3 separate regions of the Homo sapiens genome follow, and regions 1 and 2 are each linked to region 3. The links are chromatin loops, found by intact Hi-C in ENCODE. Cell type or tissue: PC-3. All regions are shown on one strand. Each heading gives the region's core, and the rest is flanking DNA. Links, peaks and the distances in the headings are about the cores only.

What was found. A loop is a pair of places that touch in the nucleus more often than their neighbours do. Peaks named below come from ENCODE experiments on the same cell type or tissue, not always from the same donor. Only the 100,000 strongest peaks of a DNase experiment are listed, where the experiment ranks them.
Region 1: a loop joins it to region 3, with 6 times the contacts of the local background. A loop is called at or near these places in 4 of 110 quality-filtered maps.
Region 2: it touches region 3 in a loop (10-fold over the local background); 7 of 110 quality-filtered maps call a loop at or near these places.

Annotation. Positions count from the first base shown.
Region 1 is chr2:67,472,946-67,481,135 of GRCh38, forward strand. No RefSeq gene overlaps it. Among named protein-coding and RNA genes, the nearest start is that of ETAA1, 80 kb to the left of the region's middle. In PC-3, for the core only: a CTCF peak has its summit at 4,087 (motif pointing left); a DNase peak (open chromatin) is centred at 4,036; H3K27ac peaks cover 901 bases.
Region 2 is chr2:67,232,508-67,240,697 of GRCh38, forward strand. The region is part of intron 1 of LINC01828 (long intergenic non-protein coding RNA 1828); the gene reads left to right. The region is part of intron 2 of LOC101927661 (a long non-coding RNA gene); the gene reads left to right. Among named protein-coding and RNA genes, the nearest start is that of LINC01829, 21 kb to the left of the region's middle. RefSeq lists an enhancer at 2,934-4,375. In PC-3, for the core only: a CTCF peak has its summit at 4,967 (motif pointing right); no DNase peak of the experiment used is centred there.
Region 3 is chr2:67,319,128-67,327,317 of GRCh38, forward strand. No RefSeq gene overlaps it. Among named protein-coding and RNA genes, the nearest start is that of ETAA1, 74 kb to the right of the region's middle. In PC-3, for the core only: a CTCF peak has its summit at 3,712 (motif pointing left); a DNase peak (open chromatin) is centred at 3,694; H3K27ac peaks cover 708 bases.

The DNA.
Region 1 (8,190 bases), core at 1,403-6,402, 150 kb after region 3:
ATTGCTGGATCCACATCACTGTACTTGAGTCCAAGAACTCAATTTCTCCTACCTCCCACTTCATCCCAAGACACATGAGCACATCTGAATATGATTTCCTTGTTGCATTGAAAAGTTCTAAAGTCTAGAGAGAAGTGACTTGTTTCAAGTCATGAGCAGAAAGGGGCAGAGCCAACTAGGGAATCCAAACCTCTATACAAAGCAACAGACATCACTCTTTGGTGGGAGGTCTTTTTGCACTGAATTCTCCAAAGGCACGTGCCAAATTCATGAGCGAGGCAAAAAGTGACAGTGGGTGTCAACTCTTCAGTCCTTTTTGTTGCTCTCTTTTCATTCTGAGCCTGCTCACTGCTCCTCAGTCCAGAGCCCACTTTAAGGAGCTCCTTGGCTCTCCAGGCAAGCCACTCCTCCTCACCATCTCCTCACCATTTGATGTCTCTTTCTCAGCAGAGGTCCCTGGAGAGCTGCTATACTGTATTTATTTCCAAAGTCTAACTGTGACACTAAGAGTCCCTAATGTGGCTACACTGATGTCAACAAAGGGAAAAATCAAGTACCTGAAGGCATTCACAGCACAGCTGCCGCATCGGGGGGGACCTTCCTAGCTTCTCGGGTACAGTTGTGCAGCTTCTACCTTTTATTTCATGTAAACACAACTAAACTGGCTCTCCCCACCAACACCCATCAGATATCCCACAATCAAAGAACTGCCTACAGGCAGCAAAGAAGAATCACTAACTGGAGGATTTTTTGTTATTATGTTTTTAATTCACTTGGGGAATGATCCTGAATTTTTTTTTTCCTCTGCAAGTGATAGGTAGCCATCTTGCTGTATTTCTGTCCAAGCCCTGTTCTTGCTGACCCAGAATGTTAATGAAATAAAGGCAACTCAGAAACAGTGTTCTAGGGTGTGGCTAGGAACAAGGGTTTTAAAAATGTTTTAATCTAGTGTAAAAGGCAGTTCCAGTACTTTCATTATAGTAAGATGAAAAGGGTATCACGTTTTCTACTTTTTTTTTTTTTTTTTTTTTTTTTTCCAGAAGGAGTCTCGCTCTGTCGCCCAGGCTGCAGTGCAGTGGCGCCATCTTGGCTCACTGCAAGCTCCGCCTCCCGAGTTCAAGCAATTCTCCTGCCTCAGCCTCCGGAGTAGCTGGGACTACAGGCGGCCGCCACCATGCCCGGCTAATTTTTTGTATTTTTTAGTAGAGACGGGGTTTCACTGTGTTAGCCAGGATGATCTCGATCTCCTGACCTCATGATCTGCCCGCCTCGGCCTCCCAAAGTGCTGGGATTACAGGCATGAGCCACCGCACCCAGCCCACGTTTTCTCCTTCTGCATCATTTCTCGGCTGAGGTGCTTACAGCTCTCTACAAATTCTCATTGTATACCCAAGTGAGAAAGAAACTCTTCATTTCCCCTTCTCTGGGCAGTACTTCTTAAGCAAGCTACATTGAAGACTTAGCAATTATTTGCATAATTAGAAAATTTGGTACCCATTCAATTTGATCAATATATCCATTTTTCAAAATAACCAAGGAATTGCCAAATCTCCATCCAACTTTTTGTTTGACATGGCTTTGCAGAAGAATATAAAACGAAGGGGGTGTGTGCATGTGTGTGGGCATATGTGTGTGTATACAAGGCCGAACTACCGAAGAGATTTGCCCAAGGTCATAGAATAGTTCCTTGCCATTTCCTTTATTGTCTGTCCTCAAATTCTTTTTTAGTAGAAAGCAAAGGAAGAGAAATGACGCTGGCTTCTAAATTTCATTATAAAAGCTTCCATTTAAAACAAAATGTATTGCATATGATAATTGCAACCAGAGCTGGTGAAGGCAGTGGTTTTCAGCCTGGTAAGAATTGTGGGACTGCTCTTAAACATGCTGACTTCAATGAACCCCTGGTCCTCTAACTAGGCTGTGAATAATAGGACATTAAAAAATAGTTATGTGGCACAAAACACAAACACATTTAATGTTTATTATTTTGGTTAACAAAATGCACATTTATTTGAAAATAAATTCTATTCATTTTTTAAATTCTTTTGTTCTTTCCACTTTTATTCTGTTTTTTATTCTACCCAGGTAACTTCCAGAACGTACATACCTTTCTTAACCAAAAAAAATTATGGTACTAGTTCTGTGTTATCATAGTAGAGTGCTCTCTGTTTTCTCTGAAGTCCAAGTTTGAATTGGTAAACACAAAGCTGTTTGGAAAAACAAAAATACAACTGTTAATTAAAACCTGTCCTCCTCACCCCCAAATAACAAGCTGTTGAATTCAAATGTTGTTTTCTTATGTTGCTGTTGTTTCATACCTGCTTGTGGGTGTAAACACAGCATCTGTCCCTTCTTGATAGGTGTCAAGGAGTTCAGGGGACTTCTGTTATGACAATGAAGATGAATGACACTTACCAAAATTTTCCCATTCCAAGCCTGGTACCAACCACTTTACACCTATTAATTTATGTCATCCTGCCTGAGAAGACAGAAATTATTAGCTCCTTCTTACAAGTGAGAAATTAGCCTTGCGAAGGTCAAGGGCTTGCCCAAGTTCACCTTGGCTGGGTAGTAGAGGAAGCACCAAAAGTCCAGCATCCAGATTACCTCTTCCATGCTGCACTGTCTCGTGGGCAAAGCAGTTACTTTTGATTCACATTGAGGTTGCGAGCATCCTAATAGTCTTCTTCCGTCACTAACATGAATTTAACAGAGGATATTTGGCAAATTCTATTAAAAATGTGTAATTCTCCATTAAAATATTCAAATTATATTTAAAATCCATTTTACCCACACCCATGAAATTCGTAGAAAATATCCGGTTACTGAGGAGCTATTAGTTAGCTCTCTGAACTTTAATTACTCCCAGGACTGTGATTTGCATGGACAAATCAAAAAACACAATGGAGAACAAAGAAGAGGTTCAGCAAAGAAATGAGATAGTTTTCTCACCCTTTCCCCTTATTTGTCCTTTGCTACAGGTCTTGCATTATCAAACAAAGGCATGCATCACGTGCAAAGAATAGAAAACAAGAGAGATGAAATGGGCATCTTTCTGGAAACGTTGTTTGCGAGCCTAGCTTTGAAATTTACACCTCCAGGTTGATCCTTCACTTGCCAGTACACATGTCTGAAACCAATACTCTAAGAAGAATACTGAACAGCATGAATATGTCTTCTGGATTTCCTTCCTTGGCAATGAGATGCTATTCTTGGGATAGATCATCCAGCCTTGAGTTTTTCTGCTAATCCACTCAGGAGCCAGCCTTTGGGCTCTGAAATAGATCTGCTCCTTCTCTATCAACAATATGCACATACTGTGCACCAAAAGTCTTGGAGCACAGTACGGAGCCTGAGACTTCTTCAGGAGCTACGAATAAGGGAGTTCTTCCTGTTAAACTCATTACATTTACAAAGGCCCACCCGTCGTTTTTCCTAAAATAATTTCCTTTTATGAATGTAGAGTTGAAATGTTACACTAACAATTCCCATACTTGTTCCAAGATTTTTCACAGACTTGCCATACCTAAACAACTTTCTCCTTACAGCTTCAAAGATAGGACTAAATATATCATCCCTATTTAACAATCTTAAAATTTGAAAAATTTTTAAAAGAGGGAATCGTCTTCCCCTAATAAGAAGAGGCATACTGACCATAATTCCTCAATTACTTTTACTTTCTAATCCAAATGAACATATAGATGAAAGGTGTTTTTCAAAATGCAGAGTAGGTGCAAAATCTTTCATCAGAGGTGAAGTATTTGATATGTCCTTGGTCATGAAAGAAATCCTCAAAATTAAGATTTATTTTTACATTTCATCTTTTTATAGCCAACTGTCCACATAACCACCAGAAAAAAATACCATGATGGATTTTTTTTTAATTTAATGAAGGTAACTGATCTTTTTAGAGTTTTTCTGATAGGCACAGAACCTATTAAAATATGCATATTTTATATATATACATACCTGTGTGTGTGTGAGCACACGCACGTGTGTGTGCGCCTGTGTGCCTGGGTGTGTATGTGTGTGGATACATCTTCAGCTCAAGTAGCAACAGTGACCTCTAGTGTGTCTTTTAAATTTTCTCCCTCTACAACTTTAACTCATTGTTTCTTTAACCTCTAGGGCATTATTTAAGCAAAATGTTACAGTTCATATTTGGTCTAATTTCTGTATTGACTCTATATGCTGACAACTTATTCTTGAGAAATCTTCTTTGATCTTGGTAATGTATGATAAAATAATTGTGCCTTCATTAATGACTGTAATTATAGTACATAAAGCTGTCATTTAAATGAATAATCACCCCCCCCCCACCCCTCAAAAAAGGTTGGCTTCATTTGCAAAATGAATTTAACTTCAGCTGAATAACTCTTTGAGCTATAAGCCAGGAGCATCCACATGCAGTCATGTATTGTTTGCAAGAGTGCTCGTTTCTCATTGATGAGGTCCCCTCCCCCGTTCTTTTTAACTAAAATTAAGAGAGAATCAAAGAATCCGTCGGGCAAAACATTTTTTTTCAGTTTTGGGGGTTTTGCCTTAGACGTGTGCTGATGTCAGGACAGAGTCCACAAGAATGAAGTGGCCTGGCTCTGGCAGCTTGTGTCAGCACTTTCATTCCAAGTTCCTCTTTTCAGGAGTTTATAACATTGCAATAAAATTTATTATGGGCTGGGACTTGGCATACAGGAGCCTGGGCTAACACCGTAAAGTAGTTTGGAGATTTTTTTCTTTTCTTTTTTTTTTTCCAAGCAAATGTTCAAATCTGTTGGGTCCTGTTTCCCTTTTTAGGGAGTTCAAAATAAAAGCCTGCTCTCATCTGGTCACATGGCCTTGGTTTCTCCTGGTTTTGCTTTCCCTGTGGGCTGTTAGAGGAGAACTGAAAAGGGTCCCCTACCTACGCTATGGTAAACTCTTTTAGGATGAGTTGGAAACAAACAAACAAAAGTAATAAAGAAGTAAATGTTTCCTGTAAATGAAAAAGGCCCTTAAAATTGTAGTTGTTGGAAAAGAGCCTCCAGGGTAGGCGAGGGAAACATGAAAAGGTATTCAAGACTGTTTTCTATAATTGGGTGATCTTCTATGCCCCCCAACAGCTGGGCTTGTTGGCAAACAAGAAGCTGTATGTGGAAAACATGCTCCAATCTGTGTAAACGAAGCAAGCCATGAAAATTAGCATCATCCCCAGGTTAAAAAACAAAATAAAACATGCAGAACACAGACCCCTAGAGAATCAGGTGGGAGGATGTGAGTATGTGGTTATGAGTATGTGCAAGCAGATCTGTTTGATACCGTGGCATATAGAAAATATACACTATACATTTACATTTAATGTATACCTTGTCATGCCTCCCTTGCTTTGTCTTCTTGTTATTGCCCACAAGAATCTATGTCTCAACGACAATTCCGAGATGACCCCCATCCAGAAAAAGAACAAACAATTGAATCAGAAAAATGATTAATCCCATGGAAGGAAATTAATTAGGGGTGTACATAGCTCAATAAGGAATGTCAGAGTTAGAAGGAACTTAGAGTATTGCTTGACCAACCGCTCTTGTATTTTCATTTGCAAGTGAATAAGGTCGCGAATGTCAGCTTTTCCACATCAGAGCTGATATTCAACTAGAACACACAGTATATCTTTACAGGTGGTTAATGGGCAGCATGTGTTCTAATTGGACAGTGCCCAGCCTGGTTGATGTTTTTGGATACTTTCGAATATCACTGCTATCTGTGGTCACACACTGAGTTTGTGGCGATAAGCTATATCCTGGGTTTCTCTGCCAATCATCAGAAATTGTACAGGCTCCAAAATTTTTAACTTGATAGATCTACCGCAAACACTTTCTTAAACGGCCCCCACTTAACTGCTTTGCCAGATCAGACCCACCTGATTAGCAAATGCTCTCTGTTCACTGCATAAAACCCTCCACAGGATGAATGCTAGTGTCTTCTCATTGAGGACCAATGGTATCTACAGTTTGTCCCTAAACCTCCTTAAGTCATTGTACTTTTTTTTTTTTTTCGAGATGGAGTCTCGCACTGTTGCCCAAGCTGAAGTGCAGTGGCGTGATCTCGGCTCCCTGCAACCTCTGCCTCCTGGGTTCAAGTGATTCTTCTGCCTCAGCCTCCCGAGTAGCTGGGACTACAGGTGTGTACCACCACAATGGGCTAATTTTTGTATTTTTAGTAGAGACGGGGTATCACCATATTGGCCAAGCTGGTCTCAAACTCCTGACCTCGTGATCCACCCGCCTTGGCCTCCCAAAGTGCTGGAATTACAGGCATGAGCCACTGCACCTGGCCATCATTGTACTTTTTATTATAATTATGTCATTTAATAAAATATGAAGCTATGAATGTATTTTCATGAATCTATGAAAATTTAGCCAAGCACATTGAAAGACTTAATATAGTTGATTTTTGTTTAAAGTAGGATTGTTAAAAAAAAAAAAAAAAAGTAGGCTGTTGAAATGGGGTGGGCCAGACAACTGTGAACAATTGGAAAAAGCTGCAAAACAATGTGGACATTCTTTTGGCAGTCAAAGTGCTTTGCAAGTATCATATTTTTTTCAGAGAAATTTCCAAACTGGAAATTGTAGAAATATATTATGGATATGGTTTATATAAGAAAGATGCTGTGGAATTCCAGAGGACCCAGACAGGAGGAAGGACCCTCACCCCTGCATCAACAGCTGCAAAATGGACGTGCATTAAAATAAATGTTTAAGTGTAATATCATTTTAAATCATTCCCCACTTGAACAAACTTTGGATTAACTGATTAACAAGTGGTCTCATCATGTCTGAGTAGAGGGCTCTTCCACTAACTCTTTTAGCTCTGTTGTCTTGAGAGGATTCCAGAAAAGAACTTGTGGTTTTAAGCTCTGGGAGCAGGTAGGGGGTTTGGTATGAGTGGAGGAGGGAAGCAATGGAAGGTGGTAAAGATTTTGAAGAGGAAAAGCACGGTAAGGTGGAATAGGTCCCTTACAAATGATCTAGATATAGAAGGCACTGGCAAAGACTAGACATTGGATGAGAGCAAATCCAAATATGAATGATTATTCAGAATGGCTCACTTGGAGAATAAATGGGTTGTGTTGTCCTTAACAGTAATTAGTATAAGCACGCACACAGATTATTTACAGTCTATCGGCTCCTACCTCACCCCAACTACCAGATATTTATGGACAGTAAAATGCAGACACTTTTGTGCAGGTTTCTTACAAGGTTGTTTTATGTCTTCCTCTCATCTGCGTTTGCAGATGCTGGACTGTTGTATGTGTCAGATTTACCAGAATCATATTCTTCCCAGTCATTAATTCAGCGAAGTCTCTCCCATTATGCTCTTTTAATCTATTCTTTAAAATGTTTTCAGTACCTATCATGGAAGCATGTAATGCTAGATGTGTTTTTAGCTGTCCTACTGAGTCACCACTAAATCTTTTAATGGAGCACAGTCCTTTTGTTAAAATTATTTTTTGCTTTAAAATGCTTGAGTTAGGGATAGAGGGATAGTGTTCAGTTTGAATCTTCTGGCTTTTGTCAATTTGTGTCAGCCCTTAATGTAATCTTTCCTTTTCAGTACAAATATCATAGCAGTTCTCCCTTTTAAAACAACTAAAGAAATGGACTTTTATTTTTAAATCCAGGAAACGAGTATCAGGAAGGAGAGCTTCTTTGCTCTAGAATCTCTTTTGAATTCATGGTTTCAGCTTTTCCTTTATTTAAAGGGAATCCTTTTGAGATATTTTTATTTAGATGTTCTTTGTTGTTTTGAGAAAGAGAAAAAATATTCATGGGAAAAAAACAAGAGAAATCCTGATTTTATTTATTATTTTGATCACTGTAAGCACCTCTCATGTCAATTTTTTTTCCTGTGTTTGACTAGCAATGTGAGGGTATCCAAAGAGACATACGCTATTTTATTATAGTGCCAAAATAAAGATGTTCACTGCAGTATTGTTTAAGTTAATGAAAAATTGGAAACAATATGAATGTCTACAAATAGAGAATTGCTTAAATTAAAATGATGAAATAGAAATGCAGTGATTAAAAGGCTGATGTTCAACCTACAAAATGGGAGAAAATTTTCACAACCTACTCATCTGACAAAGGGCTAATATCCAGAATCTACAATGAACTCAAACAAATTTACGAGAAAAAAACAAACAACCCCATCAAAAAG
Region 2 (8,190 bases), core at 2,207-7,206, 86 kb before region 3:
GTGATTAAGTGTACCCTGAAATCACTGCCTCAAAACCACCTGAGATCAAAATACGGATGCCTATTCCCCACCACAAGCCCACTCAATCAGAATATCCAGAGGCAAGGTGCAGCCCAAAAGCACCCCTTGTTTAGGAACTACTGATTTGGTGAGACTACCAGCAGTACACCTTATAGCAGTTGAGTATCGTAGCAATTTAATCATGCACCTAATGGGAGTAGGAGGTGTGCAAACTGCCCTTCATGAGTAACCTGGAGACACTCACAAGAACCAACTTCACCATCACTATCATTCTCTATCTCTGACTGAAAATGACATTTACTTCTTCATAGAGGCAAACAGGTATTCTACCACTAACAGGTCCTCACATTAAAATTTTGCTTGAGGCTGCAGTGAACTATGATCATGCCACTGCTCTTCAGCAAGGGCTTCAGAGTGAGACCCCATCTCTAAAAAGATAAAAAAGAAAATTTTGCTAAAAACAAGTAGACACCAAAGACCCATCAGTCAGAAGCCAGCCTACTCTGAAAGAAACCACCACAAAGACCATCTGATGTTTTATTAGCAGCACTTTGCTCAGCCCCTGGTTAAAAAGCAGTTCTCTGCAGCAACCCAGTTTTAGTTGTCCCCAGGGATCTGGCTTGAAAAGAAGTTTGACATTATATTTTCTAAGCCAAACGGGCACTTCTAGCTTAGAAGCATCAGACCAGACACCTGCTCAGGAGCATTGTAACTCACTTATTTCTCAATGAACAAGTTATTACCCTTTCCTTTTTGTCTGAATTGCTGTCCCTAGATGCCATTCCCATGGGTGATCTCTACCTGCACATTGCTCTACTCATGGTATTGATAGGTCCATGTGTCATGCAGCCTGAGGAGAAACATGGTTTGATATCCTAAGGGGGCAATTTCTCTCCTTGGGGAAGAGCTGGCTTCCATTGCTGTGCCTTGCCTCTCATTAATGTTCCAGCTAGGTCTCTTTACTGCTCTATTTAACAGCATCCACTCCATTATTGATCATATTTTGTGTAATGGTAGATTTGCTGGTGAAAATGATGATTATGCTGTAAAGAGAGGGCAGTGTTTGGGATCTCGCTTCTATAAAATTTAGCAGTGCTGTGGAGTCTGCCTCAAATAAGTGAATTGGAGATGCATTCTGGATGAGTGGTAATAGGGGTGAAACCAGTTCCTGAGAGTGAGATGATCTAATGCTTCCCTCTACACTGTAAGCCAAGACCACTCCAAAGCTGATGTTTCATGTCTTAGCCCAAAGGATTTAACACTACAGGCCTTTTGTAATCTCTAAGTGGGTACTCTGTACATTTTAACATGGAACAATGTGACCACATTTTTATATTTTCTATATTTTCAGTCTAATTTACTGCTTTATTTGATATATGGTAAAGTTAAGAGTTTTTGTTCATTCTTTCATTATTCTTTACACTGAAAATTGCATAGGGTTGTAATCTTTTAATTCATATCTATTTCTTCTGAAAGCTGACAATTGCTTCAATTATATTCTGTCACCTTTCTGCTATTACCAATACCTTCTTGCCTAGCCTTTTATATTTAACTCAATCAGTCATGATAATAAACAAATTAATTTACTTCTTTTTTAAGTCATTGAAGTGAAGATGGGAGGGTCACTGAATCAGTCAGGTTCCAATCAGGAGACAGAAGCCACATAGCAATGTGAACAAGGAAAGCTTAGTGAAAAAGGATTATTAACTACAAGAGTGGATTGCCATCTTAGGAGTAGGTAATTCTTACCTATTTGGGGTAAGATTACAGAAATAGCACAGAGAGGGAGCAGCCACTACCTCTAGGTTTGAGGCAGAGGACCCAGTGAAGCCCTGCCTCCTTCAAGGTCTCAGTGAGACCCAGTCTCCCTTGGAGAGGACTTGATCATTCATGGCTCACTGAATGGCAGGCCAGTTTCCCATAATAGTGGAACATCTAAAAAGCTGCCCTCTGCGTTGCTGGGGAAAAGCTGCTAATGGGGAGATACTCATGAAATGTGCTGCCTCTGAACCCTGCTGGTGTCCTGTGAATGCTGCCTACCTTATACTACAGAAGTAACCAGAAAACACACAGAAACCAGAAAGAACAGCCCTTTCCTCCTCCAGTGTCCCTCCAGTGCCCTCTACTGCAAAAAGGGAACATTGTGCAAGCTGGCAAGGGAGAAATGTCCCACTATCAAAAGCAGGGCAATGAAGCGTAGATTAGGAAGTGAGAGGCAATAGCCTAATAACTGACATAGTCCACCCCTTTGGTCACTGAGCTTCTATGTGCACCCATCTGCACGCAAATGAACTTCTTTACAACAACCATGCAAGTCTGTTTCCACCTAACAATGTATAGCTATCCTTCATATAAGGGAAGATGTTCTTATCCTTTCCCCAAAATGAAGAGACATAGAATGCCAACAGTCATTATAACCATCATTAGCCATATTAATTACTCCTCAAATTCAGTCATAGTCCCACTAAGTATCCCATTACCCAGAGACTAAGGTATATTGACAACTGGCACAACCATTAAGAAAATGGAGCCCAAAGCTACCTCCTCTAACCTCTATGGCAAACCTCCCCCTACATGGTATCTCCATGACCACAAATCTTCCTCCTCTCAAGCCTTTGTTCCCCTGCCTAGTCTGAAGTAACATGATCCAGTTGATGCCCACCTACCTACTGCTGCTTCTGCCACTTCCCATCTTCATCATTGCTGCATTTTACTAGCTGACACCTCTTAGACAAGGCCTTGATACAGTGCCCTATGCAGTCGCTACCTGCATGCTCATGGTACGGGGTATGAATGACAGTAAAAATTACACAAGTAACAGTTAAACTTAATCATTTCACTCTCCTTCCCCAAATAGGGAAATTGGACAATTTAAGTTTAATTCATGTCTCTCCCACCTCAGCCAGTTAATAAGAATTGAGTATCCCAAAGTCAATGAGGAAAAAAAAATAACTTAAATTTTAAAATATAGTCAATGAGAAGAGGACTAAAGAGAAGCAGACTAGATCATTCGCCCATGGAAAGTGAAGACTTGCCAATACAATGTGCCTTTTTAGTGTTTTCCTTTAATTGTTACAAATCTGTGATTTGTTATATTTGACCCAGTGGAAGTCCTGCAAGTCACACTGACCTATTAATAGAAACCCAGACTCCAAACAACCAAGAAACAGAGCTCAGGCCTGCTTCATTTCTCTACTTGCACCTCAAGAGCAGCAGTGACCTTTGCCTATCATCCGACAACAATGTGGATGGCATCATATTTCTACCAACATCTCTGTTTGGTGTGTGAAGTTATTTCCAAAAAGCTTCATTCATTTAATCCTCCAGCTGTCTAAAAATCTTTATGGGTGACCATTTTTAGCATGCCCTTTACCCTTTGCTCTCTGAACCCATCCAGGTCCTTGCTTAAGGCTCCCAAAGGTCTAAGAGCAGTAGGGGGAGAAAGTGAAAACTGGATACCTAATGATATAGAAGTCAGCTGGTAAAGTCCATAAAATTACTTTGGGGATTAGCTGGTAGAAGAGGTGGTGCTGTGTTTGTACTTCTACTTTCACAACACAAAATAATTAATGAGTAAAAAATACTTTTTGTTTAATAATTGCTGTTCTTCATTAGTGTGAACCAAGGGCACGGTCTATCTAAGACAATAACATCTGCACCCCATATTTCATTATCACCAAACTTCACATTTCACACAAAAGCAATGCTAGCACAGCCTTACAGCTTTAATTAGTTTCTGCCATAGCTGTGAAGGTCAGCCAATTATTGTGTGTGAAATTTCAATATGAAGTGGCTGAATTGAAGACAGCATTGCAACAGTGTGGGATTCTGCAGTGCTGTAAATCTAGTACTTTGGAACCATTTTTTAAAACACAAGATAACATAAAATAATCATCAGGTATGCATGGCTTCAAGGCTTACTGGTTAATTTAACATGTGCTTGGTGGGGGAAGAAAACCACATCATTTCTGATTGTTGCTTAAATTCCCTCATTACATCGTCATTATCTGTGACACAGTTGTTAAGGCTGAATCCATGTTTTTATGATCAACATCTTTTAACTCACTTAGAATTGCACTGGAACATTTGATTTAGAAATAAAGCCTGGTTTTACTGGATTTACATGATGCTTACACACACACATACATATAGATACATATATACATACACATATATTTTATATAGGTACATAATGTTTAATATGTATGTATTCATATGTATACACATGTTTAAACACTGCATGTTTGACCCATCAAAATATAAAGATATTAATTAAGTCAACTTAAGAATATCATTTTACTGAAAAACTTGCTGAATTAGAAAAAAATTTACTAGGGATTCAACTTTATGAGTTTTCTATTTAGGATCATAGAACTTTGAAATTAGAAATGACCTTGAAGCTCATCTGCTCTAGCCCCTCTGTTTTATGCATGAGGAAATATGCCCAAGAATAATACAGGTTTTCCCAAGTCCAAGAGTGTCAGCAACTCAACTCAAATTCTGGACTCCTATTTCTCCTGACTTTCCATGGGCCTGTTTTACCATGGCATAACAATGGAGATAAGATGTGCCACATGATAAATAAAAGCTCCAAATTTTGCTCTCGGATTTTCATGAGATTGGAGGCCAGTTTGCTTTGTTTTGTTTTCTACATAGATATACGTAGTTTAATCCTAATTCAAGCAAACAAATATTTTTTGAGCTATCCTTTGTGCAAGGAACCCTGAAAAGCATCCCATGTATCTAGCATGATTAAAATGTTTTCACCAAGTTTACAAACCGGCAGCATAGATAAAACAAAGAGGAGGAGTAAAAAGAGACCACAGAGTTAATGGAAACACCTGTCAGATTGGAGGAGGATAAAGACAGGGTAGAGCTAAGGAGGCATACCAAAAGATAAGTCAGAAGAAAGAAAATGGAAGAATATTGAGCAGCATCCCTGGCTTCTACCCACTAGATGCCAGTAGTGCCCCCTGCTCGAATCATGACATTAAACATTCTCTCTATACATTGACACATGTCCCCAGACAGGGGTAGAGGGGGAGCAAATTTATTTAAGAACCACTGATCTAGGGTCTAGATTCCAGACTATAAAGTATTGTGGATCTTGGAAGACTTCTCATTTCCAAAATAGACAATTTACTTCAACTTCACTGGGATGCGTGAACCTTTGATCCTTCCATGATTTCCCAAGCTACAGGCTGGGAAGGTAATATCACAGACTGCAGAGAGGCTCAGAAGCTAAAGATTGAACTGAGGTTGCTTGATTTGATGGTTTGGTAACCTATGGAAGGAAGTTAGATTGCAATGGATTAAAGAGTAAGTGAATGTGATTGAGCAGTGAGCAAGTACAGTTGCAGGTGTGCACAATTCTTCCAATGAGTTAAAAAGTAAAAGAGCAGAGGTGATGTAGCATCTCCAGGGAATTATAGGGTTGAGCACTCTCAACCTCAGGAACTGTTGATATCTGGAGCAGATAAGTCTTTGTTGGGGTTGGGGAAAAGAAGACCTGTAATTTTAAATGGAATGTTTTGCAGCACCCCTGGTTTCTACTCTTAAGATGCCAGTAACACTCCTACCCTCAGTTGTGAAAACCAAAAATGCCTCCAGATGATGCCAAATGTCCACTGGAACGTAAAATCTTTCCTAATTGAGAACCACTGGGTTAGGGAAGAGGATTTTTTAGTTTTTTAATTGAAAGTAAAGAAAACTTAAGCAAGTTTTCAGAAACAGAAGAAAAGACAAGGAGAATGAGAGAGACTAAAGATGCAAGGGGAAACAAGGACACACGGGGAGGGGACCAAAGCAAGAAAAAGGTAATAATAGGGAAGACCAAGAGTGCTTTGAACAGGAGAATGGACTTTCCTTCAGAGCAAATAAAGAAATAGAAGGTCTGTAAATGGAAGACAGATGTTAACAGCAGTCAAACCAGGAAGTCTTGATCTTTGAAGCAAAGTTGTAGATGAGCTTTGTTTGATGATAGGATTTGAGAGTAGGAATTCACTATAAAGTTGAGAGGCAAACTTCTGGCCACTGCTTAGCTGGGACTTGAGAGAATACCTTGGTAGCAGAACCAAGAAGTGTATAAAAGATGCCAAAGTTGTTTCTTACTCAATTAACCTTTACCTGCCTGGCAGCAGGAGCAGAAAAATGGACACTTCTGCTGAGACAGAAACAGCAGAAGGACAAGTGGCAAAAGGGAATGGGGGCAGAGTAGGAAATCTGTGAGTGTACATGAGGCACAGACTGAGTTAAGAGGGAGAAAAGGGATGAATCAAGGGATCATGCATCCCAATGAGATTGAAGCAGATTCTCTGTTTTGGAATTAGAGGCCTCTCTAAGATCCGTAATACTCTGTGGTCTACAAACTGGAATCTAGATCAAATGACTTTGTCACATCCCTACTCCTGCCAGGGACATTTGGCAATGTCTGGAAACAATTTTTATTATTATGATTGAGGCCAAGACAGGGTGGCAGTGGGAGTGGGACAGGGGTACTACAGGCATCTAGTGGGCAGAAGCCAGGGATGCTGCTGAACATCCTATAATGAACGGTGTAACCCTCACAATAAAGAATTATCTGGTGCATGGAGTCAATAGTGTCACTATTGAGAAACCTTAAGAAACCTTTTATTCTAGATTAAAACTAGCTATCTTGGAAGTTAGCTAATGAAAACTCTTACGACTTTTTTTAAGAAATTAAGCTGCTGAAATTTCTTTTTTACAACCCTATTATACTTTAGCATCAATTTTTATAGTCTTTTGGAAAGAAGGACCTCCAACTGTTTTTATTTATTAATTATTCCATCCCAAATAAGTTGAGTTTTATAATGGGGCCCATGTTAAGCATAGAAAATATAAAAATAAGGTTGACATAGACAAGCATTAACTTAGAGAGAAGCATAACTATGGAATGAATTGTGTCCCTCCAAAATCCATATGTTGAAGCCCTAATCCCTAGTGTGACCGTATTAGCAGATAGTGCCCCTAAGAAGGTAATTAAAGCTAAATTAGGTCATAAGGGTGGGGCCCTGATGTGATAGGATTAGTATCTTTATAAGAAGAGACACCAGAGATCTAGTGTCTGCAAGCCAGGAAGACAGGCCTCACCAGAAACCTGCCATGCTAGCACCCTGATCTCTGTCCTCTCTCCCCAAGAACTGTGAGAAAATAAATGTCTATTGTTTAAACCACCCAATGTCTAGTATTTTAATATAGTAGCCTAAGCAGACCAAGACAGAATATTCTCCTGTTTTGTTGCTATTGTTAATTTAGTTCATTTATTCTAACACTTGTCCTAAGCAAATGCTAAGAAGCCAGTTTTGTCTTAGGAGTCTTCCCATTCTAACCGAACTTCTTATTCTCCACTCTTCTCCCCATCTTTGGCAGTAAGGAAAAGAGATTGTACTTCAAAATTAGACAGACCTGTGCAAATTCTAGCACCTAACCTAAAAAGCACCAGGTTCGTTTTCCTCATGTATGGAAAGGGGCGAAATCACATTTACTTGCAGGTGTATTATATGACTTAAGTGAAAAATCAGGTGAGAATGCCTAATATTGTTAAATTGAGACATGGCAGTCTCTCAATAGATAACACTTCTGATCCTCTTGGATCAGAATTGTAGTCAAAGGTTGTTTTCCGAAATTATTTGGTTTGCTCTTCCCAACTGTGTCATTAGGTGCTGGCCTAAAGAGGCTAAAGTTTTCTCTCTCCCAAAGAATTTTGATAACTGGAAAATCCTCATTGTCTAACAATTAAAACTTCATGATAAATTTCTGACCCCATAACAAGAGGAAGAAGCAATGATATGTTGAGGTGTGAGTACCTGAGTAGTACCTAAAATGAAGTAAATATATAGTTTCTACTAAAGAAAAAAGAAACAAAATAAAGCCCAATTGCGTTTATTCCCAGAATGTTTCAACATTTAAGCAATTCACTTAGCATTTTTTTTGTGACATAAAGTGAAGCAGGAAAATATCTACAATCTATATTATATCTATTAATCCTTGCAGTTTACAACATGCTTATTTTGTGTCAAGTGCTGTGCTGAGCTGTTGACATCTACCAACTCATTTAGCCCTTCCAGAAGCCCTTCCTTCACTAGCATGTCCAACTGGATTATGAAGTGAGGATGGGAGCCTCCATCTGATATTTATGACCGTCCCTTC
Region 3 (8,190 bases), core at 1,179-6,178:
TCAGTGATTCACACTCCTAGGATGGGGAGGATTCCTCATTTTTTACTTTGACTTTGCCATATTAATCTTACTTAACAAATACATGTGGTGATTTATATCATGTTTAATTAACTGATTGAGGGCGCCAGTGGTAAAAATGGCATCGCATTAAGCTCTGTCCGTATGGCAAATTCGAATCACATCCTTAGCCTTGCAAGAACAAAATATCCCGAGAGTCACTGATGACAGGATGTAGGAATTGAAATCAGGTCCCTCCTGTTGTTTGAGAATCTAGGGAGGGTGCCTGCCATATGCCCATCACTTCCAGCGGGGGAAATGACAGGATAAAAGAAAGGAAGGCTCTAGTTCTTCCAATATGTTCAAATCTCAGATGAAAATGATTGTGCAGCAGTGCTGTACAGAGGCCAAGATTCACATGAAAGTACATCTCAAACTTTGCAGAGAGCTTAATGAGAGGGTTTTGTGGTGTTTTGATATGTGGGGTTTTCTTTTGTTTTGTTTTCTGAAATGGCTGCTCAGGGTTTTTGAGAACTGAGAGGCGAAAAAGCTGTCGTTTAGAGTTAAATATAATAAGCAGGATTTTTTTAATAAAAGAGGGAATTATTATTTAATAAAATATAAGTGCACTATGATTCCATAGAAATCAAATTAGGTTTGAATACTAAAACCACACGTTGGGATACTGGTTTTAAAATTAACATCTTTGGAAATTGGAGTTGTCTAATTTTTCCCCTCAAAAATCTATGGTGATTATTTATGACATCTAAAGAAAAAGTATAAATTGATTACTGATAATAATTTTGAAATTTTAAAATGCATTTTAAATTGCATGACAACATAATAAAAGTATGAAAAGAGGGTAAAAAATCCATTTCAATCTTCAATTTGATGATTAACACTTTTGTGCATCCTCTTTTAGTGTTTTGTTTGCATGTGTTAAAATTATTATAATCATGCTACACCTTCATCTTGTATCCTTTTTTAACTTAGTATTTTATCCCATATTTCTCATACTGCTTTATACCAATTTTATTGACTGCATAATATTTCATCAAATGAATGTTGTCATCTTTTCCTAACCAAGCTTCCACTGCTAGATATTAAAATGCCTTCCAATGTTTGCTATTATAAACAATGTTATAAAGAAAATTTTTATATACATGGCTTTTTCCACATTTTGAATTATTTCCCTGGAGAGATTTCCTATACCTGTTCAGGTTGCCATACTGTTTAGGTTTCTTAAAAGATTGTATAGAAGTAAAGACATTTTTCTTCCAAGGAAAAGTAGAAAGTAAAACATTCTATAATGGTGTCATTATACAGGAAAAAAAAAAAATCTTACTTGAAATTAACATGCAATTTAAGTGATGACTTCACTCCTATAGTAAGTATTGGCGACATGAGAAAAACATTTAATTTTTACTCTAAATTAATTTGTTCTCTAAATGTTGTTCTCTAAATTTAATTTGTTCTCTAAATGTTGTGTTCTTCTTTAAAATAAGCATATGGTGACAATGAAATAAATTCAGAATTTTCTATTTTGTTTTACTCCTCACTTATTGTTTTGATTTAGAAAAAAAGTCCTTTCAAGTATAATTTAAGTTTTGAAATTTTTAACAGTTTCCTGGAGGATATTACAAGTGACTATTAAGCCAGCATACAGGTCACTTTTTAAAATGATCATTATTTTGGTTAAATCTGAAGTATGGTCCTCATAATTAATAATCCTAGATGTTTTCATGGCTTCAATTCAGAATATGATGAATTGGGTAAGTTAGGCAATATATTTTAACTAAAACCACTTTGGATTTTGACAAGGAATTCAAACTTTTCAACTGTGCTGTGTTGCTGCATAAGCAGCCTGTAAAAAGAATAATCACCTCAATTTTTTCAACTTCCTGGAATCATTCAAAACAGAGTAGTTAAGGATTGCTTCATTTGGAAGTAATAAGTTCCAAAACGGTCTGCCGCAGTATAGTTTAATTACTGGTCTCAATTCTCAACCTTCTAGATTTTCTTAACTATCCTTTTTTTGTTTTCAAACAAAAAATGTACAAACTTAAAATTCTATTGGCAGCCTAGTTTATCAAAAAAAGTTAGCTGCTTTATTTAACTTAGTCTATGATTTTATGAAATGCCATCAAATTCAAGTCAAGGGTATATTAGGGATCAAATAATTTTGGAAGCCAAAAGTGCATTTCCCTAGATGGTTTCTTCCAGCCGATGTTATTATTAGTCTGAGATCATGTAACAGCTTTTGTTTTCCAAATCTGTTCCTTTCAGTGAAGTCTATTTCTTTGCATAGTTTAAAAACAAAGGATAAACATTCCTTATGGGGCACTGGAAGGAGAAGCAATTCATGTGAATTTGATAAAACATAATGTACTGGACTGACAGTAAAAAGGCTTTGCTTGTTTGATTGTTGACTGGTTTTGTCTTTAAATAATGGTCTTCTTTTGGCATTTAATGTATATTTGGTCACAATAAACATAATTTATGAATATTTTAACACATGCATACTCAGTGGGGTGGATTATCATACTGATATAAATAGAATTAATGAGCAGTCAACCCGCCACATGCCACGACATATGACGGGGCAGCCAGTGCACAGAAATAATCCTCATAGTTTCATAATAAAGCTTTTCTCTTAGTTCAACTTTTTAAAACTACTTACAGTCTTATGTCCCCTTTCTGTTGGAGTATGGTTCACCAACCTGTGAAACAAGATTAAGATTTTACTACAAGAATCTATTTCTTTGGCATTCAAAAAAACAATTTTCTTGCTTTCTCTAAAACAAAATAAATATATTTGAACAAACTAACTCTACTAGGCCAAATTTCAGGGAATAGGTTATAGACAGACAAGACATATGTCTACTAGAAAAAAATTGTTATATTCTTTTCTTTTCTTTTTATGACAATAACATGATTATGCTCAATTGCTGCTACCAGATCTTTACAAGAACAAAAACTTTCTAAATAGTTCTACATTCTAAAACAGATCCGATGGGCATATCGCCTGGATAAAATTATTCTGGAAAAAAAAATCTTCTTAGCCAGTTATCTGCTCTCCTTGAACACAAAGCAACAATCTGTTAAGCGTGCCTAATAAGATTTTTTTTAAAGGAAAGAACTCAGTAGTATAAAGCCACCTCTTCAAATGGTAGGTATTGGGGGGGAGACATGGGCATGCAAAATCTTCAATTTAGCCATGCTTTATTCAACAAATAATTATTTTTGTGAAGAGACAAATTGAAATTTAAGATTAACCTTCATTTGCCTTATTTCCACAGTTTGATTACAGGCAAAAGTGGGAAAAAATAAAATTAGCATGTGCACTGCATTGTCCAGATGATCTGGCAGGAGGAGAGCCTTGGCAGAGATATACTATGACTTTTTACAAATGCAGATGGCAGTGTTGCAGCCTTTATTCCTCTTATCTTTCATTTTCAAAGGGAACACTCGAAGCTTTTTGCCACCACCCTCCTCTACTCCTATCCTCACATGTAAAAACACTGTATCCCCAAATCAAAGCTCTTTCCTAAAACAGGCAAGCCCCAGGATGCATCAGGGAAGGGACAGACTGTGACACCATGCTCCTGGTCATCTGTGAGAGAAGTGCACTGTGCTATGTGGGCCAGGGCCTGGTGAACTTGCCCAGAGTGACTCCCTTGGGGAATCCAGCCCTTTCACCAGCAAAGAAAATGGGCACCACCTAGTGCTTTTTCAACGCAAAGGCTGTTTGTGCTCATGTGGACAAGAGTGGGCATGCGTTGGCTGACCTTTACAAAGGAAAAAAAAAAAAGGAGTCAGGTGGCTTTAACCCCTATGCCAACTGAAAGAAGAAGCAAGTGACAATCTTAAGACAAAGGAATTCAGTGCTTCCAAATTATAGATTTCTTTGGTTTTTTTTTTTTTATAATTATTGGTCTGTTCATGAGAAATAACATCTTTACTTACCAAGACACTAATTTCCTCTGTATCACCTTTTTGCCTCCTCATGTCCTCTGAGGTTAATTTGTAAGAATTTCTAAGAATTTTCATTTGGTCCAAAGTGACATAGCAGAACCAGCGCTGGCCCACCCCCACCCCCAAAATCTATTCTAACAAGCAGTCTCTCTGGAGTTCTCCTAACACAACAAATAGCTTTTATGAAAAATGATGTGTAGCACAAAATCTTTTGCAGTGCAATAAGATCAAGTTAACCACTCATGCCTCTAGGAAAAAGCCTAGGAAGTTTTATCTGATTGGCAAAATGGACCCAGATATGAGTTCAAGGATTGAGTACAGTTTGATGAAATTTCATAGCAATGAAGTCTGATTATCTGAATGATTGCTTAAGCCTTTTAAAACATAACTCGAGGAAGCACTAGATTTTTCATTGGGAAAACAGATGGTCTTGTAGGGAATCGTAGAACCACCATCTCATGCTGTTTACTTTTTCTGTAATACTTTGCCTAGAATTACTCTCACCACTATTGCTTTTTAAAAATAATAATGATTTCTTCATTGCTAAAAGGTAGATCTTTCTGCAATAAAATTAGAAATCTTAGTGGAGGGCAAGGTGAAGGGCAGAAATGGGAAAAATGAGTAACCTGCTATACCTAACTGGATTAACAAGGACCTGTAACATATCCAGGAACTAACTGGCTGGCTCTGAACTCATTAGGGATCTGCTTATCTGTTATGCTGTACAACAGAATCCAGACAAAAAACAGACTGTGAAGAAACGGATTAAAAATGATTGTAACTTCTCTAAGAGTTCAGTATCTGTGCTAAGCAACTTTGTAGAAGGACTGAAGAAAACAAAGCCCAAGATTCTGAACTTCACTCCACTGCCTATCCCCAAGTTCTGCCGTTATAAGATCGCAATAACGCTACTTAGATATAGAACTTTGCAACTGTTTTATGAACTAACCTAAAAAGTCAAACGCACTCTCATCTCTTGGTCATTTTATTGCTGTAATTTATGATATTAAATAAGTGATTTGTTTAAAATAAATTTTAAAATTTATACCAAGGAGGAAAAATAATCTTAAAATGGGTTTGTTCTATGAGGAGCAAGAAAAAAAAAATGTGTAGTGAACTGATCTCTTTGAGATTTCACTGGCACAAAATATATCCCTTTAAGCTTAACACTAAATAGGTGATCTTGTCTTGACAGATTTAAGATGAACATGAATTGATTAGCTGAAGCCATCAGGTGTGGCTGAGCCTGTCTTTTTCCAAATATGTACCTACAGGATAATGGAAGGAGGTAGCTGTTGTCATCACCTTTTTAAGTGAAAGCAGTGTTATGTTTTGTATTCAAGTCGAATTCCCCAACTCTTCATATCACCACCATTCTGGTCAGCCTGTTAAGGGAAGAAAAACAACAACAACATTTTCTTTTTTTCTTCCCTGCCCACCCAGCCCCCCTTTTCCACTGCCTGCCTTGCCCTGAATGCTATAGTTCACAGCGAAACCCTCTGGTAATGACAGCCCTGAAGTGATAATGTACTTTCCTGCCTTCCTGTTAACGGTAGCATAATCCCGCCATGTGTGCCAGCCCCGTGGCAGAAGGATGCGTTCATATTTTCTGGAGGTAAAAGGGACCGGTTCAATTTACAGGCTTGACTACCTCAGCAGTTTCACTAAGTTCTGGTACATAAATGGATGTTTTATTAAAGAAGAAAAGGAAGGGGGAAGGGAAGGAGGAGGAAGACGAAGAAGAAGAAAAGAAGAGAAGGAAAGGAGGTGGGAAGGAGAATTCGTCTTTTTCTGCTCAATATTATGTCAGTGAAACCAAATAATGTGTCTCGGTTCCTCCCCCTGAGCATTCCACCCGGGTAAAAAAGGAACTAAGGTAAGTCATATCAAGTAAATGCACTGGACTTGGAGATGTGGGCTCCCTGTGTGATAAGCAATGGGCAGCATGTGATAACACATTTATCCTCTCCCTCCTCTTAGCTCACCTCTGCTGAGAGAAGCTGTGCATGGCGAGTGGCCCCCACACACCTGGCTGGATGACATCTGAGGGCTCGGAGGTCCCTGCTGCTCAGTGTGCCAGGATGGTCCCACCGTCCTCACATTCACATTTTTTATGGATGATGCGTCATTCTGCTAAGGCAACAAAAGTGAAAACAATCAATAGTTCTACCCAAATACCTGTTATTTTAAGAATGGGGCCAGAGTGATTTCTTGGCTATGAGCAGCTCAGGAGACACTATTTTTCGTTGTTTAAATACAATTGATTTTCCTTGCTTCAGAACCCAGATCACTCACGGAGCTCCTGGTGTGTCGAGCTTGGATGAATTTGTAATATGACACAGTGATACCTGTTTGTTTAAGGACACCTTGTGTGTAATGTCAGTGTTGCATTACTCTGTGGTTCCAAAACTTCAAGTCCACACTGGAGAAGGTGGGGGCAGCCTGTGGACAGAGGCAGGAAAGAAGGGACATTGTTTTGAGTGCCTGTTAGCTTGTAGGCACAGTTCCATGCTCTTTTCTGTAAAACAGGCCAATGATATTGGAAGCCAAGTTTGTCTGGCTATGGAGCCCCTGTTTCTCCACTCTACCAATAATCAAAACTCACAGTGAGAGGTTAAACCAATACATGCACACATTACCAAAACAAGGTTTCACAAACAATATTTACCTTTACACAGGCAATTTACTCTTATTTTACCAGTCCTACTCCATAATAATTCAATTCTTTAAAATTATGGTTGCAACCCCACTAAATTGGCCTCATAATCTACCATTGTAACATGGCCCACTGTTTGATACACACTGGAGTACACCTTGGTACCCTTCACATTTTTAAATGATGCTATATTGGACTTGGTATCCATGTGATGATCAAGATTGTATTTGAAGATGTTGCATAGAAAGTCCCATCCTATGATTCAGTTTTTTCATCTAAGAATTAGAAATTATAACATTTATTCCCCAAAATTCTCCAGTTGAATTCACTGGAGGTATTCATTGCCTCTCAGAGAGTCTGTTACTTAAAATAAAGACAATTAAAATTAAGATAGCAAGTATTTTAGCAACAAAAGCCACAAAAAAGAATAATAATTATAATTGCTATTGTTAGTAATAATTGTTGAACTCACAACCTGCCGGCCACTGCTCTATGAGCTTTCAATATAACTCATTCAGTTCTCACTATCACTTTATGAAGTAGGTAAATATTACTTTCACTTTACAGCCAGAATTCCTTTATCTTCTTTCTCATAAATTTCTCATTCTAAACTGTTAATATACATCTCAGAAAATGAATGAGATTGTGACTATGACTCAAGAAATACGTATTTCTATGCTTGGTTTAAATAAAATACAAAAGCCTGTATCATCTAATTGGCTTGATAAATCTCACTAGCTTTTTAATAATCATGAAATTTAAATTTTTTTGTAGAAAACTTTCAGAATACTTAATGAAAAATCAGTATGTATTCACCTTCAAAAAACACAAATTTCCAGGCATAATAATAATATCTGCAAGTCCAAATGTAATCACGGTGCCAGGGCTGGTTGATTCAGCAGCTTATCACTGTCACTGGGGACTCAGATTCTCTCCACCTTTCCACTCTCCCATCCCTCATCAGCTTTGTCCTATGAGGGCTGCACAGATCCAGGTGTCACATCCAGCATCATAGTGACAAGAACAAAGGTCTCTTTCTCAGGAGTCTACTAAGTGTCCCTTAAATCCTGATTAGCAAATTTCCTTTGCTAAAAATGAGTTATATGCCAATTCCTAAACTAGTCACTGTTAGGGTGTAGAATCACTGTGATTGGATTAGAAAAGCTCTGCCTCCTGGAACTAGGAATGATGTTGTTTGCCCTGAAGCACATGGATCTGTGGTCAGGAAGAGGGGTCTTGCGGGAAATATATATACTGAGTAAGCAGTGTCTGATACAAAGACGAAAAATATTTCTTTTGACAGGAAGATTTGGTAAAATATAAAGTAGTAGAATTATTTCCCATTATTTAATCTGTTTAATGTTTCATAAAAATTAGCAAACGTAATGAGGAAACGTATCTGTAAGAATCCACTATGCATTTGCTGTTTGCTCTGAAATCAACAGGACCCAGTGCTTTCATTACTAGAAAGAAGAAAATTAGGTAGGTTAATAAAACAAACATCTGGAAAGTATCAACACTCATAAAAATAAATGGAATCATCCTGTGTATACACTAAAGCC